Regions from separate parts of the Homo sapiens genome. Here region 1 is linked to region 2. A link is an interaction called in ENCODE POLR2A ChIA-PET data of the cell type or tissue named here. Cell type or tissue: PC-9. All regions are shown on one strand.

Evidence for each region. ChIA-PET counts read pairs that join two places held together with the same protein. Peaks named below come from ENCODE experiments on the same cell type or tissue, not always from the same donor. Only the 100,000 strongest peaks of a DNase experiment are listed, where the experiment ranks them.
Region 1: POLR2A ChIA-PET joins it to region 2 with 13 read pairs; 2 of 35 experiments call an interaction of 5 or more read pairs at or near these places.

What each region holds. Positions count from the first base shown.
Region 1 is chr16:84,641,806-84,644,305 of GRCh38, reverse strand. LOC105371376 (a long non-coding RNA gene) reads left to right here. Exons shown (of 4, transcript XR_933817.2): 4 at 498-1,657. Among named protein-coding and RNA genes, the nearest start is that of KLHL36, 5.5 kb to the left of the region's middle. In PC-9, no CTCF peak of the experiment used is centred here; a DNase peak (open chromatin) is centred at 955; H3K27ac peaks cover 605 bases.
Region 2 is chr16:84,161,478-84,163,977 of GRCh38, reverse strand. All of the region lies in intron 6 of DNAAF1 (dynein axonemal assembly factor 1), which reads right to left. Among named protein-coding and RNA genes, the nearest start is that of DNAAF1, 17 kb to the right of the region's middle. In PC-9, no CTCF peak of the experiment used is centred here; no DNase peak of the experiment used is centred here.

The DNA.
Region 1 (2,500 bases), 480 kb before region 2:
TTCCTTTCTCTCTCCTTCCTTCTTTCCTTCCTTCCTTCTTTCCTTCCTTCCCTTCTTCCTTCCTTCCTTCTTTCCTCTTTCTTTTCCTTCCTTCCTTCGTTTCTTTCTTTCTTTCTTTCTCTCTCTCTCTCTCTCTTTCTTTCTTTCTTTCTTTCTTTCTTTCTTTCTTTCTTTCTTTCTTTCTTTCTTTCTTTCTTTCTTCCTTTCTTTCCTGGGTGGAACAATTGCCACTGTCACCAAAGACGACCACTCCAGGCTTAGGTTATCTCCATCCTCAATACCTCTGTGCAGAAACAAATGTCACAGAAGAGTACCCAGTGAAAGAGGCACACCATCTGGAAGCCCAGAATAGCAAAAACATGGGGCGGGGCCTGGGCAAGTTAGGCCTAGTTTGATCATAATTCATGCACAGGCCCTGTGCTAACTGCTCTGCTCCCTCCCCTGTCTAATCCTCACAGTAACCTATGGTCAATGCTATTGTTCTCCCCACTTTACAGATGAGGAAACTGAGGTTCTGAATGATTAGATGACTCACCCGATATCACACAGCTGGTAAGCACGTGAACCAGGATGAGAAACCCAGGCTATCTATGCCAGTGCCCAGTTAACCAGTTCACCAGAACACCAGAAGCCGCCCCCAGGGCTGCAAGCTGACCATGCCTGGGACACAGGAGGTTGCAGTGGTGAAGATCAACAGGCGGGGCGAGGAGCATCTCCGTCTCCCTCTGAAGACCATTTGGAAGAGGGTGTGAGAGCTGCCGCCAGGCTTTCCCAGAGAACAGCTGGGCCTGGAAGGGGCGGTCCAGGTCCCATAATAACTGCTACCTGCTGCTGCAGCAATTTTCCCTGCTGGGTGTTTCCAAGTCCGAGTCTCCTGGGGGAGGAGGCTGGGAGGAGGAGGAGGAGGAGGGCTGATTCTCTAAACTCCCCCTGCTTCTCACCAAAGGTCTGTCCTTGGCCCAGCTTCCCTTCCGAAGGTTGAGTAATCTCAAAAAATTGCAGCCTGGCATGAAAGAGCAGGCCTGCAGGCCAAGCCAGATCACGTCCGCACGCGGGATGCTTGGCCCACATGCTCCTGTACACTTGTAACTGTTAAACCAGAGGACAAGAAGCAACAGATGTCCTCAGATCACCAAACCAGCAAATGCGCAGAGCCATGGTGGGCGTCTGGCCCCAGTGCTTGGGTGGCCCCTAACATCAGATTAAGGAAAAAAGACCTCTCCTCAGCTGGAACGTCCCACTTCCTCCTCCCTCCTCCTCACCAGTATTTTTCTCTCTGCTTTGCCTGGATTGGAGTCCTGACCTGGCTACTCCCAGCTGTGTGAACTGGGCCAGCAACTTAGCTCCGTTGTGCCTCAGTTTCTCCATCTCTAAATGAAGCGCTTATTCCTCTCTCATGGAGCCGTCGTGAGAATTACGTGAATGAATACAGGCTGACTACTTTGAACAGTGCCTGGTACGTAAAGCCCTGTACACTGTAGCTTTTGCTGATGGTGGTAGACACTCTGCTATTTAGAGAGGTGTTCTTTCTCTCGAGGCTTTGATTCCTGCTAAAACAGAAATCATTTGGAAATGGACACTTTTTCTGCCATTTAGAGAGGTATTCTTTGTCTTGAGCCTTTGATTCCTGTTAAAATAGAAATGATTCAAAAATGAATACCTTTTCGTAGTCATTTATACCATAGCGTTCATCAGGTTCAGGCACTTTTTAGAGATCATGTTTGATTGGAATGAAAGGAAGACACCAGCCCCCCAGACAGAGTGATGGAGAAGGAGGGAGGGAAACAGGTAGGAGGCTTCCTGTGCATCACAGTTTTGCCTGAGCTGACTCTTGTCGTGGGGTCTGTTGGGTCAGAATTACTCTCAAACAGAATGGTCACTGAGGTCCCCAGCCAGGCTGGCATTGCCCACAACCTGTTCCTCCAAGGCACGCTGGACCTGATTGCATGTCTCTCTGACAACTATAGAAATGAAGTGGCTCAGGGACTTAGGATTTCAAGGTTGCAAACCTGGCTGGACCCCAGGCTCAGCAGGTAACCCTGTGTGAGCCTCGTTTCCTTTGGACCCGTCAAATCTCTCATATATAAAACAAAGCAACTCAGATCAAAGCCCTCCCAGCATTGTTGCCGCAGGAAGGGCACACACGCAGCTGCTTGCAACTTGCTGGTTACTTGCTGCCACTGCCAGTCACACACACACATCTCTGTATCCTGGAAACTTTTCTGTTTTGCTCTGAGATAGTAAGTTACGTACAACTCTGGGCCTCAGTTTCCTCATCTGCAAAATGAGAGTTAATCTATTTGCCAGCAAATACTTATTGAGTGTCTGCCATGTGCTAGGTACTATTTTAGGTGCTGACAACACAGCATTAATAGTGCAGATTAGAAAATTATGTTCCTCATGGTGCTGACCTTCTAAAGGAGGAATAATAATAGCATTCCTCTCCTAGGGTTAGTTTAAGGATTAAATGAGATAGAGCAGGAAAAGCATTTAACATGGT
Region 2 (2,500 bases):
CAAAAACTAGCCAGGCATGGTGGTGCACACCTGCAGTCCCAGCTACTCAGGAGGCTGAGAGGTGGGAGGGTTGCTTGGTGACAGAGCAAAACGCTGTCCCCCACAAAAAAAAAAAAAAGTCTATTAATTTTTTAAAAATCAGCAAAGAAACTGAACAGGCATTTATCCAAAGAAGATATAAAAACTGCCAATAAGTACATGAAACGTGCTCAACATCATTATCTACCAGGGAAAAGCAGATGGAAACCACAATGAGACACCACTGCATACCATCCAGAGGACTAGAAATAAAAAGACAGGGCTGGGTGCGGTGGCTCACACCTGTAATCCTAGCACTTTGGGAGGCCGAGGTGGGTGGATCATGAGGTCAAGAGATTGAGACCATCCTGGCCAACATGGTGAAACCCTGTCTCTACTAAAAATAGAAAAATTAGCTGGGTGTGGTGGCAGATGCCTGTAATCCCAGCTACTAGGGAGGCTGAGGCAGGAGAATTGCTTGAACCTGGGAGACAGAGGTTGCAGTGAGCTCAGATCTCACCACTGCACTCCTGCCTGGGCGACAGGGCAAGACTCCATCTTAAAAAAAAAAAAAAAGAAAAAGAGAGAGAGAGAGGAAAAAAAAGACAGGCAACCCGAAGTGTTGGTGAGGATACGGGAAAATTGGAACCTTCCTACACTGCTGATGGGGATGTAAAATGGTGCAGCTGCTTTGGAAAACCATGTGGTGTCTCCTCAAAAATTAAATGTAAAGTCCCTGTATGACCCAGAAATTTCACTCCTAGATACATACCCAGGAGAAGACAACAGCTGTCCACACAAAAACTTCATTATTCACAACAGGCAAAAAGTGAAAACAACCCTAATTTCTGAAAGTTGATGGACAAATACAATGTAGTGTATCAAAATGCAGTATCATTTGGCAATAAAAAGGAATGAAGTACTGGATGGAACACGCTGCATCGCAGATGAACCTTGACAACAGGATGCTGAGTGAAAGAAACACAGGGCCACATGGTGAGTGACTCCATTTATATGAAATGTCCAGAACGAGCAAATCAACAGAGAGGGAAAGCAGAGGAGTGGCTGCCAGGGCCTTCAGGGAGCGAGAAATAGGGGGTTGGCTGCTAATGGGGATGGTATTTCTTTTTTTTTTGTTTTTTTGAGACAGTCTCCCACTGTCACCCAGGCTGGAGTGCAGTGGCGTGATCTTGGCTCACTACAACCTCCGCCTCCCGGGTTCAAGCGATTCTCTTGCCTCAGCCTCCCAAGTAGCTGGGACTACAGGCGCCCGCCACCACACCCAGCTAATTTTTGTATTTTTAGTAGAGATGAGGTTTCACCGTGTTGGCCAGGATGGTCTCAATCTCTTGACCTGGTGATCTGCCCGCCCCCGCCTCCCAAAGTGCTGGGATTATAGGTGTGAGCCACCATGCCCATCCAGTATTTCCTTTTTAGGGTGATGAGAATGTTCTAAAATTGATTGTGGTGATGGTTGCACAACTCTGTGAATATACTCAAAGCCATTGCATTGTACACTTTGTTTTTTATTTTTATTTATTTATTTTTTTTTGAGAGGGAGTCTCCTGACCTCAAGTGATCCACCCACCTCAGCCTCCCAAAGTGCTGGGATTACAGCCGTGAGCCACCACATCCAGCCACATTGTACACTTTAAATACGTAAACTGTATGGTATGTGAATTATGCCTCAACAAAGTTGTTATTTGAAAAACAAAGTCTGGTGGTTTAAAAACAGGAGGCTTACCTTAAGAGAGAAGAAGCAGATCCCTGCTGTAAAATCAAAGGTACAGGTGTTTGGAAATAGTCAGACAGGGTGTTGCAAAGTATACTATAGCAGAGAAAGACCACGAGTCACTGAGACAGAATATGCCAAGGAGAATAAACCATGTTCCAGTCCATTTACCACACAGTAAGAAATCCTCAGACCCTTTGATCTCAGAGCAGACAGCCAGCAAAGGCCTATCTGTTGCCTGCTACATGCCAGTCACCATTCTAGAGGCTGGGGACCCAGCAGTGAATGTAAGAGCTGATCTCTGTTAGAGGAGCCCTTTTAGTCGGGGAAGACAGACCCTAAACAAAGAAATGAGTATATGTCAGAGACTCATGTGTCCTAAAAGGAAATCAAATCAGGCCGAAGAGACATCAAGTGGAGAAGGTACTATTTAGATAGGTCATGGAGAGTGCTCTAATAAAACGACAGATGAGCAGATACCTGCTGCATCCTAGATGACAGCAAGTGCCCAGTGTCAAACAATTAGTCAGTGGCTGGATTAAGATTCAATGCCAGGGGTGTGGTGGCTCATGCCTGTGAGGCTTTCGGAGCCTCAGAGCTTTGGGAGGCCAACGCAGGAGGATCACTTGAGGCCAGAAATTTGAGACTGGCCTTGACAACATAGTGAGACCCCCATCTCTACAAAAAACTTAAAAATTAGCTGGGTTTGGTGGTGCACGCCTGTAATCTCAGTTACTTGGGAGGCTTGTG